Regions from separate parts of the Homo sapiens genome. Here regions 1 and 2 are each linked to region 3. Evidence: chromatin contacts called from ENCODE Hi-C or POLR2A ChIA-PET data. All regions are on one chromosome and are shown on one strand. Each heading gives the region's core, a stretch centred on a gene start or an enhancer-like site at or near the end of the contact. The rest is flanking DNA. Distances are from core to core; before and after follow the strand shown. Region 1 holds the start of WDHD1 (WD repeat and HMG-box DNA binding protein 1). Region 2 holds the start of SOS2 (SOS Ras/Rho guanine nucleotide exchange factor 2). Region 3 holds the start of GNPNAT1 (glucosamine-phosphate N-acetyltransferase 1).

Region 1 (3,123 bases), core at 299-2,798, 2.2 Mb after region 3:
CTCCTTTTCCAATTCATCCTCCATGCATTTTCTCAAAAACAAACCTGATCACATCTCTCTGCTTCAAGCCTTTAATACCTTCTCAGTGCTTTTAGGATAAAACGAGATTCCTTAATAAAGTCCAGAAGGTCTTGGATAGGACATCCATTGCCTAACTTCACAGATTCATCTCTCACTAAACTCTGCATCACTCTCCACATTTTAGTAAGGCTAGTTTTCCTTCAGTTCTTTGAGCATACCATGATCCCTGGCCCCATTGGGCCTTTACACACAGTATTGCCTCTGCTTACTATGCCAACATCACCACCCCACCGCCACCACCACTCATCTCTTTATACTGCTTAATGCCTGCTCCGTCTTCAGATGGCGTCTCAAGAAACACTTGTCCAAAGAAGCCTTCCCTGACTCCTTTAACTAGATGAGCTTCTCCTCATACATGTTTATCACTGCACATATTACTTGTTTCTAAATACACATTTATTTTTGTGATTAATTTGTGTTCAATGCCTGTCAATCCAAAAAGACCTTAAGCTCAAAGGAGGAAAAGACTGTGTCTGGTTCGCTCTATTCTATCTGTAGTCCCCAGCAAAAGAGACACACAAGTATTTTTTCAATGAATCAATCAACATAGAAGCGACAGTGGAAGCCGTGCAATCGAGCAGTAGTGCGTAAGAATGGGACTTGGAAAGATAAAAGGGACCAGAATAACCGTAGGAAAATATTATAGTTTAGGAATCAGAGGAAAAAATTGTTTTAAGCCGTCAAAAAGTTAAAAAAAAATAAGCAAAAAGGGAAATAGCATCACTAAAGGCATGGAAGGATATCATTCCAAACAGAACAGGCCACTGAATTTGACAAGTAGGCAGTAACTAGTGATCTGACAAAATTAATAATGTAAGATGCAGGGAAGGGGAAAATATATGGAGAGAAGCTCGCATCTTTCCAACTCCTCTGGAAGTACGATTATAACTTTGTCGATATACTACAACTACCATGACGGCCCGAATCAAACAATAATCTAAAGAAATATGTGTGCCATTTTAGATTTCAACATTATTCCTCTATCCGCATGAGTCATTTTTAGCTGACTGCACATATAAAGTTTAAGGATAAATGTTTTAACATTTGCACCTAAAACGTTGTTTCTCAAAGAACCTTACCTCCCAGAATCATCAAAACAGACCTCCGTGTGTCCCTCTGTATGCCCATATCTCATTGGCTTCCGTGTGGCAGGCATGTTTTCCTTTACCTATCTGAAAATGTTTTATAAAAGCCAGTCTTATTATTTCAAAAGAGAAAAGCAGCGAGGCTAGGGATAGGAAGAGAGCTTAGTCTCCTCTAGGGCCCGTTCTCCGCAGCCCGGTTTCCCCCACCCGAGTGACACCAGCGGGATAAGGCAGAGGGTCTGTCAGACAATAAGCCGGAAAGGGAACACGCATCTCCTTGGTGGACGCGGGCAGCCGGAGTGGGGACTCACCCGGGTGACCGAGCCTCCGCCACTGAGGATCCACAAGAGCTGCTTCCCGCGCTTCGGCTCGCTCACCACACTGCGCCTGCGCCGACCCGCCCACGCCCAGCGCAGGTCCCGACAGAGGTCGCCGGGTGGTGGCGTCAGCTGCGGCGCCCTCCGCGTGGAAATTAGCCGGTTGCCCGGGCAAATCAGGGAGGAAGGGAGGGAGCTGAACACGGAAGTGGTGGCGGCGCCCAGGGAACCGGCGGAGGCGATGACCGTGACGGCTGGGTTGGGACCGGAACGCCGAAGCGGGGTTGGGGGTGGCAGAAAAGCATCTGCTTTGTAAGACCTACACGAGGTGCAGGAGTGGTTGGGCCTCCCCTCTCCACTTAAGCAAGCGCCCAGACTGATGGCGATGGTGATGGCAGCAGTTACTCGCACAACCCCAGTTAAGCTGCGCTCCGGGAGGTGAGTGGGGGAAGGGTGGCCGCTGCCTGGCCTCGCAGGCCGGGGTCTTGTTCCTGCCCTCCAGGCTCTCCTCCCAGGAAACAATATCCGGATCCCTAAAAGGATCCGGTCTCTTTCTTGGGGCCCAGTTAGCAGACAGATCTTTGAGCATCTTCTCTGGAAAAGAAGGCGAGATCTTCTAGAGCCTCTAATCTTGGCATCCTTCGTGCCCTCACCTTGTCGCTTCTGTAGAGATAAAGAAGGAATGACTTAATTTCTGTTCCGGTTGGTTCTCTTGGTACCTGAAGGTATAATTAATTAATGCTCAATTAATGCTTATTCTTTGCGACTCTATATATCCGTTATGAAGAAAGTAACTTGTGTTCTCTATTCAGATCCCACCTAAAGTTTACTGAAGTGAATATTTATAACCAAAAGAAGAGTTATAACTTAGTAGCCTTGAGCACTTACATTTGATCCATGCAATATCTGCTAAAGTCTTGGCCACTAAGTTTAAGTTTATGCTTTTCTTGTATCTTCATTCTCCATATTGGTACAGCAGCCTGTGATGAAAACCTTCAGAATGATATTCTTTCATTTGTACTTATCTTTGAGAATTTTTCTGCGTTTTTGTGATACCTTCCAGTATCAATCACATTTATTTTATTACCTGAGACGTTTTTCTGTTGAAGAGGTTTCCCTATTGTTTTTTTCAATCTAGTTCCATTGTGAAAAGTTGCAAACACACAGGCAAACCGTCGTGTTCTTACCGTGGGTGGCATTGTGTGAGGCGTTGTTTTTAGTACTAGAGCTCCAGATAGCCTTGCTAGACGCTGAGGTTTGTATATGAATGAAGAGGAAGAATGATTGGCTTAAAAACAACTTGGGATTTGTGGAAAAATAACCCACTGTTGATCTCCCGAAAGAGCAGTGGTACCAGAGATGATGCTTTCTGAGTGACCTAATTTTTTTTTTTTGGAGATCATTTGTTTTTTGGATAGACTGGCTTATAAATTTTTTCGTTCAAGTAACAATATCATTGGCTAGAGTACATAGAGTTCAAGATGAACTCTCATAATATTCGTCTCTATGTTGAATAAAGCGTGGTGAGATTTCTGGTTAGTACTATTCAGAGCTCAGCATAAGAAGAATCTGCAAATTGGAACAAGTTATAGCTACAAAATGCCTTCACTATAATATCTGTAATACCCATGAGACTATGA
Region 2 (3,578 bases), core at 315-2,814, 2.6 Mb before region 3:
CTAGCTGCCACTAGTCATTTCTGCCAGGTTCTTTAAAAAGATACGACTTAGTGTTTGCCCTGAGGAAAGCAATACTTCCTTGTAAGAATTATGAAAATAAGGGAAAATCTGCAACTCTCATCGCATGAGGAAAATGTCTTTAACTTTAAAATACACTACTTCCTTTCATTTATAGAAATTTAATGTCTGAGGATATATTTTCCAAGTATAGTCTTTTAAATTAATCTTTATTTTTTCCTTATTTTAGAATGTATTCTTGGTTATTTTGCACAAAAGGCAGAAGAGACTAAGTCTGCATTAACGGCAAAGAAAGAAAGCCCCTGCTCAACAGGCATGACAGCTGATCACGCACCTATTCACAGTCTTTAAATGTCTTGATCTTACAGAAGGATTTATTATAAAAATGATCGTATGGTTACTACCTAAATTCACAGAGGAAGACCGCCACCATCTACAGGAAAGATGCACCCTAGCAATGCACCCAAACATGAAAGACTGATTTGCAGGAGTTGCCCCTTTCTTGTTCCTTAAAATGATTTCAAGTCCTAAATCGCAATTTGGTCGTGAAGACACTGAAGACACTGACCAAATTTTCTAAGGGTAATCTCTTGTAAACAGGTAAGACACCGTTTGCAGGAAGTGGGAAGGCGCTTTAAATTTACCTTGAGAACTGTAAAATGAATAAGAATATTATGACTCACTGACATTTCACACATGTGAAACATCCATATTACAAAAAACCATTGCCTCATAAGTGGATACCCTTGACAAGCAAACCGCCTAGGGGGAACACTCCCAAAGAACTTAATTAAAAGTAATTACCCGGCCTGAAAATGTGCTTTTGTTTTAGAAACTGTCTAAATACCAGCGGGACTTTCTCTTGCCCGATTCCAGCCTGAGGACAACAAATTGGTCAACGGCGGAAGTTGCCTGACGAAATGACTGCAACATGAAATCCAGTTTTATGATCATAACAAAACCTTCCTTCCGGGACCAGGCAAAAAAAAAAAACTTGAGAAACGTCCTTCAGAATGCAACAGGCAATTGTGAGCCCCCCATTGCCAGCCAACGAGAAACGGCTCGGCCCCGGGGACTCGAGCCCTGTGGGAGGGACGACCTGCTCCCCGTTAGAAGCTCGGGGGGCCACGGGCCACCCGCCGGCCGCCCCGCCCCTAGCACTGACCTTCCGCAGGGCCGAGACCAACAGTCCCCGCCATTTCGGACTGTTCTCCTCGCTGAAGAACTCGTAAGGCTGCGGCGCCTGCTGCATGGCCCCGGCGACAGCGCCTCCGCATCGGGGGCAGCCCGCGGGCCGGGCCGGTGGCCTGACAGGCAGGGCGCGGGCCGCCTCGCCTCGCCGGCGGCCGCCGCCTCCCGCCCGGGCCGAGGCTACGGCCGAGGCGGCTCGGAGGCGGCGCCGGCGGGCTGGCGGAGACCCCGGGGTCGGCTTCCTCCGCCGAGGCGGCCCTCGCCTCCCGCAGCGCCCGCAGAGGAAGCGCGGCGACCCGCAAGCCCGGGCGACCCCGGGCGGCGACCTCCTTTCCCGGCGGCGCTGGCCCGCTTCTGGGGCGGCTCCTCCTCCTTTGTCTGGGTTCGCGGCCCGTCAGGGGTACAGCTGGCCCAGCCCCGCCCCGACTCCCGCTACGGCCGCGGCGGGCGGTGAGCAGCGGCGGCGGCGGCGGCGGCTGCTCGTCTCCTCATCGCCTCCTCCCCGCCCTCCCAGCCGACAGCGCCGCCCGGCCCTGCCCACTCGAGTCACCTCCACAGAGCTCTGGGGACCGACCCGGAGTGCGCGTCGGGCGAGCGAGCCTCGCTATGGCGCGCACAGCGCTGGCCGCCGTTGCTGCCCCTTTAGCAGCAGCGCAGAGTGCCTTGGGGTCGCCGCTGAGCCCTGAGTCCCAGCAGCCGAGGCTCGGCCCGCCCCCTCGGCCCGGCGCTCATTATCCCGAATAGCCCAAGAGGCCTAACACGGAGCATGCGCGCCGCGGAGCAGGCACAGGCGCCAGCCCGGCGCGGGGGTGCGGGGCCTGGGGCCCCGGGGGAGTCCGCTTTTCCCGAGACTGTGCTGGGGGCCGCTCCAGACTCTTCAGTTTGACTGCTTTTTACCCATATGCTCCCTCCTCTCGACCTGCTTAAGACAATCCGGACTCGGTGCCACTCTTGTAGCGCTGGAGCCCCAGGACTACCGTCGTGGGAGGCTGCATAGGGACGTGGAGAGAAAGGGGCATTCGGGCTGGACAGGATATTTAACGTATTTGTGCTCTACGTGGCTTGTTTTCATGAGTACCGTATGTTTACACAAAGTAGGTACTATATATAATATATCGTTAGGAGATACAGTAACTATTTCTTAGGGTGATGGTGTGGGGACCGAGAGATGAGGCGTGGAAAGCCCTTAGCCTGGTGGTAGGGTCAGAAGGGGCAGATGACAGTGACGTTGATCAAGCTTGAATTGAAAGGTCCTTCACTTGCACGGGCCCCTGTGCGTTCACAAAATCATATCGTTTTTACAAAACTTTCAAGATATTTTCGAATTGTTTTCTTAATCGTGTCATCCAAATTGTGTAGGCTTCAGGTCCTACAAAACCTGGATCGGCGTCTAGGAAACACTCATTAGCAACCCAGAAAAGATCCTGACAAGCTTTTCAATCCAAAGAGGCATAGGCTCTGGTAACTCATTACCACAAATTTCATCCCACTAAAGAGGCTGAGCACATTACTTTTAACAGGTTGTAAAGAAGATATTTTACTCCCTGTCCCTAGCCACCAGCAGTGAGAAAGGGAAAAGACGAACAGGGTACAAAAAATAAGTCAGTACTACAATTCAGTTCCGGCATCAGTAGCTGAGCAATTATTCTCCCCAAAACATGCACCACTTTTTCATTTGGGCAAAATCAGAATGGCAGAGTTGGAAAATAAGATTATTTTTCTAATCCACTAAAGTATCCACTAAATCAAGAACATCCTCTAATAAATGGCCATATCCATTCACATGTACTTGGGATAAAAGGTGGGATGGTAAAATGCTTGTATTTCTCCCATTAATGTTTCAGTCTGTGAGAGCGAAGACTTTGGCTTATATAGAGGGTCCTTACTTTTCTCTCCTGTTCCCAGACTCCAGCTATAAACTACTGTGATGTCAAACTACTAGACCATGTATGTTCTCTTTACTCATAGGAGAGTAAACTTGTTAGAAATCTCATTCTTGGCTAGGAATATCAGAAGGCTTTTCTGGGCCAAGTCAGGCCTGAAGACATATTTTGTTTAGCTAAGGCTGTATTTAAATTTAATTGTTAACATTTTAAAATCAAGAGGCTTCATATAAAAATGTATATTTTCAGCTTCTCTTGACAAAGATCTGGCAACACTGGGACCTACTGCATTCGTGCAAGAGAGTAATCAGCAGGCACCGGGTAGTGGCTGCCCTCTTTATAAAAATATGCCATCCATTTCCAGTTGGCTATACTTCCCACCTGGCACTCTTCACCCTTTTATGTAACTTGCCTAGTCTCTACAGGCATCTGAGTTCTGATGTCTGGGCTGAGCAAACAGAAATATGATCCACGTGCATGTGGAGG
Region 3 (3,589 bases), core at 774-3,273:
TTCTGCTGGTGCCCAACTAAGGTACTGGGCAAAGTGAAGCAAGATATGACTTGAAACCTGGTTCCAAGGGGGTTTAGAACATAATTAAATAAGTAATTTTATATAAATAATCTTTTAGCATCTTCAGGTGCCCAGATATTGCAAAACTAGGAAATTTCTGCGAATAAAATTGCACAGTTGTGTGAAGCGGAATCTCATCATATCATTAGGTTCTTTAAAGTTTTTAGATGAACTTTAAACACTAATCCTCCTTAAGTATTCCTCAGAACCTTTTCTGATTAACTGCTAAATTAGCAGGCGTTTAGAAGACCCGTTTAAGCCTAACCCTAGCCCAATAATGCCTAGTGAATGAATAACGAATAAGACTTACCTGTAGGTCACATTTCAGAAAATCCAGAAGGACAAAAAAAAAAAAAAAAAAAAAAATTCCCAAACTGCCACAATATCGCGGAAAGCATACACCAAATTCATTTTTACTAGTCATCACATCAGTTGAATATTTTTTCACTCAATTGAATATTTTTTAAACAAAACTTCAACTATTTGGCGTCTGAGCCTCTGTATCAGGTTGGAATACGAATGGGGAGAGAGGCTGCTGCTAGAAGCAACCAACGGAGAGCAACAAGTAATAGACACCGGAGATGAAGATTTTAAAAGTCGATCTACAAATTTTAAAAAATACAATCTAAGGCCAAATCTAAACCAGCCTATGTATTTCTCAAGAGCTCCTGGGGAACCTTCTAAGTACAGGTGAATGGGGGAGGGGCGGACTTCGGATTCCTTTATATTCATTTTATAACAATTTCGATAACAAGAATCCATTCTGAATCTATTCCGTTAAAGATTTTTAACACACCTGGCCATATTTATTAAATTGTGTAACTGCATGAATGTTCAAAAGTATTTTCTGATAGTTTGACCTTTACAATCTAGGCGTTATTCCCAGTCTACCGATGAGGAAGCTGGAGCACCTGGAACTCCCAAGACTTGCCCCTTAGGTAACACAGCAAGTAAGTGACTTGGGGCTAGAATCCTCGTTTTCGCATCTTGAGCTCGATTACCATCCTCAACAGACCCCAATCTTTACATCATCATACCATACAGCTAGCGCTCTCTCCCCTATTTAGCAAATCCTGCCTAAATTAATTTCTTAAGATCCATTCTAGGATTCGTTCATGAGGGATTATCCTAACAAAACGAATCCTATAATCGCCCGTTCAATTTTGTATGAAAATTTTAAATTAGTTTGGCTTACATAAACATCAGCTCCCGCAACAGAAATCACAGTACAGTACTCGGTATTTCTAGGGGTAGGAGCCTAGGAAAAAGAGACAAAGAATGTCCCTCTGTACCCTGGGGAAAGCGCCGACCTACTCGGTGCGGAGGTGGTCTTCGGAGCAGCTGCCTCAATGGCTCCGACCACCGTGGGATGCGCCCGGGAATGGGAGAAGAGAAGGGGCCTGGGACGTTCGTGCCCATTCAAAACCGATGGCTGCAGAGAGCGCGACCAACTGTCTCATTTCCCACGCCAAAGTCTGGGGAGCGAAGTTCCGACCCCAGTCCCAGTTCCAGCCCTGCCAGGCCAAGACCAGCGTATGGCCGGACCGCTGGCCATCATCCTTAACCTCTGCTCCAGGCGCGCGTGCGTTCAACTTCCTGGGAACCGCGCTCCACACCATGTGCACCCAGCTGGCGAGGATTAACGCCCAGCTCCTCCACACAACACCCCCGGGGGCCTGGCCGGGGCACCAGACACACCTGTTAGATAAACCTGAGGGCAGGCCCGCCCCAGCCCCCAGGACACACGGTCCTGCTCTCGCGCCCCGGCCCCGGTCCCTCCTCACCCGTAGAGGCCCTGCGGTCGGCGCTCCTAGCCAGGCGCGTCGGACTCTCCCCCACCAGTGTGCACAGCACCGGATCCGGATCCGGCTTCAGCGCCAGCCCCACCTCCTCCTCCACCGCCCGCGCCACAGTTGGGAACCGCGGCCCAGACGTGGCAGCGCCAACGCCTCCACCTCGCCTCTGCCCCCTCACGCAGGGCCGCGCGCAGGCGAGCGGAGGCGGAGGCCAAGGCGCCACCCGCCCAGGCCCGGAGAGCGAGGGGCGGGGCCCGGAGAGCGGGGGCGGGACCAGGAGGGCGAGGGGCGGGGCTCGGAGAGCGGGGGCGGGACCAGGAGGGCGAGGGGCGGGGCCTGAGGCTCGAGTCGCGGCGCCTGGGGCGGTGGCCGCCGGACCAAAGCTGGCCTCTCCCGGCTCCTCCTCCTCGCTCCCCAAGGCCTTTCCCACCGCGTCATTGTCTCGGTTTATCTGCAGATACGTCTACCTAGCAGTCAGCCCAGCAGCGTAAGTGGTGACCAGTGTGGGCCTCTTTGATCCTGAGACCGAAGGCTCGGCCACTGGCCCTCTCCATTTGTTCCTTGTTGCCCTCCCTTCATGATTCAATCCATTAATTAGGACTTTTCCTACCAGCTGGCAGTTCAGAGCTCCGCATCCCCAGGCCTCTGAGTCACAGTTCCTGCCTTCATGAAACTAGGAGTTGGGGCCACTGCATTCTACTCCTTCGGGACTATTGTTTCATTTCTCAGTCCCTCAAACCCTTTATTGGATGAACATGGGGTTAGGACAGCGGTTCTCCACTGCAACAGTTTTGCCTCCCAGGAGACATTTGGCAATGTATGAATCATTTTCAGCCTCTCATCTGGGGTGAGATGTCATTGGAATCTACAGATGGTGGAGGGCACAGGTGAGTAGAGGCCGGGAATACTGCTTCACGCCTTACAGTGCGCAGGACAGCGCCGCACAACAAAGAATTACCTGGCCTGAAATGTCTGGAGTGCTGAGGTTTAGAAACCTTTCGTTAGGAGAAGAAAAGTGACTTTTTTCAGAGCCCCATTTCTGAAGTGTCTTACCTAAGTAGCACTTTGTCCCTATTTTAACAGATGAGGAAACAGAGGTTCAGAGATGTTACATAATTTACAAAAGTCTCATAGCTAGTAGCTCCCCTTCCTTGCCTTGTACCATAATTTTCAATTTATTGAAATCGCAAAGTATTTTATTCTTAAGCAATAGTATTCAAAGAACCCCATAGATCATATACCAGAAATCATATTTTTTGCTCATTTGTGAGATTTAAATTTCAGTTAACTCCTTTACTGATTTATGCTTTCTCAGAACTTCAAACATCAGTGAGTTGATGGCATCCATATCTCTGTTTTTATCTCTGTTTTTACACCCATACATACAAAAGAATATATAGGGCATGAGCAGAATGTGGTGGTATGCATCCGTAGTCCCAGCTACTCCAGAGGCTGAGGCAGGAGGATCACTTGAGCCCACAAGGTTGAATCCAGCCTGGACAATAGAGCAAGACCCTGTCTCTAAAAAAAAAAAAAAAAAAAAAAAGAATATGTAAGGCATAAATAAAATAAACACTCATGGCTGGGCGTAGTGGCTCACACCTGTAATTCCAACATTTTGGGAGGCCTAAGCAAGTGGATCTCTTGAGCCCAGGAGTTTGAGACCAGTCTGTGCAACATGGTAAAAACCTGTCTCTACAAAAAAAAATACTGAAAATTAGGCAGGCATGGTG

The links. A loop is a pair of places that touch in the nucleus more often than their neighbours do. ChIA-PET counts read pairs that join two places held with the same protein, here RNA polymerase II (POLR2A). Pooled maps may share reads with other maps.
Region 1: a map of naive thymus-derived CD4-positive, alpha-beta T cell shows a loop between it and region 3 (10-fold over the local background). The contact joins the promoter of WDHD1 here to the promoter of GNPNAT1 in region 3. A Hi-C loop is called at or near these places in 1 of 168 maps with a recorded cell type or tissue (naive thymus-derived CD4-positive, alpha-beta T cell) and 8 of 50 pooled maps. POLR2A ChIA-PET finds 5 or more read pairs at or near these places in 1 of 52 experiments (activated T-cell).
Region 2: a loop to region 3 is called in a map of CD8-positive, alpha-beta T cell, with 12 times the contacts of the local background. The contact joins the promoter of SOS2 here to the promoter of GNPNAT1 in region 3. A Hi-C loop is called at or near these places in 2 of 168 maps with a recorded cell type or tissue (both CD8-positive, alpha-beta T cell) and 8 of 50 pooled maps. POLR2A ChIA-PET finds 5 or more read pairs at or near these places in 1 of 52 experiments (HEK293).

Annotation. Positions count from the first base shown.
Region 1 is chr14:55,025,551-55,028,673 of GRCh38, forward strand. WDHD1 (WD repeat and HMG-box DNA binding protein 1) reads right to left here and starts at 1,549. Exons shown (of 26, transcript NM_007086.4): 1 at 1,478-1,549; 2 at 1,161-1,253. The coding sequence starts at 1,237. It overlaps SOCS4 (suppressor of cytokine signaling 4), which reads left to right and starts at 1,686. Exons shown (of 3, transcript NM_199421.2): 1 at 1,686-1,921. RefSeq lists enhancers at 1,371-1,898, 1,899-2,425 and a silencer at 1,527-1,576.
Region 2 is chr14:50,230,014-50,233,591 of GRCh38, forward strand. It overlaps SOS2 (SOS Ras/Rho guanine nucleotide exchange factor 2), which reads right to left and starts at 1,565. Exons shown (of 23, transcript NM_006939.4): 1 at 1,184-1,565. The coding sequence starts at 1,270. RefSeq lists a silencer at 1,157-2,236 and an enhancer at 2,387-2,476.
Region 3 is chr14:52,789,584-52,793,172 of GRCh38, forward strand. It overlaps GNPNAT1 (glucosamine-phosphate N-acetyltransferase 1), which reads right to left and starts at 2,024. Exons shown (of 6, transcript NM_198066.4): 1 at 1,845-2,024. It overlaps LOC105370500 (a long non-coding RNA gene), which reads left to right and starts at 2,205. Exons shown (of 3, transcript XR_943867.3): 1 at 2,205-2,743. RefSeq lists enhancers at 1,251-1,340, 1,421-1,510, 1,618-2,131, 2,132-2,646 and silencers at 1,821-1,900, 2,001-2,220.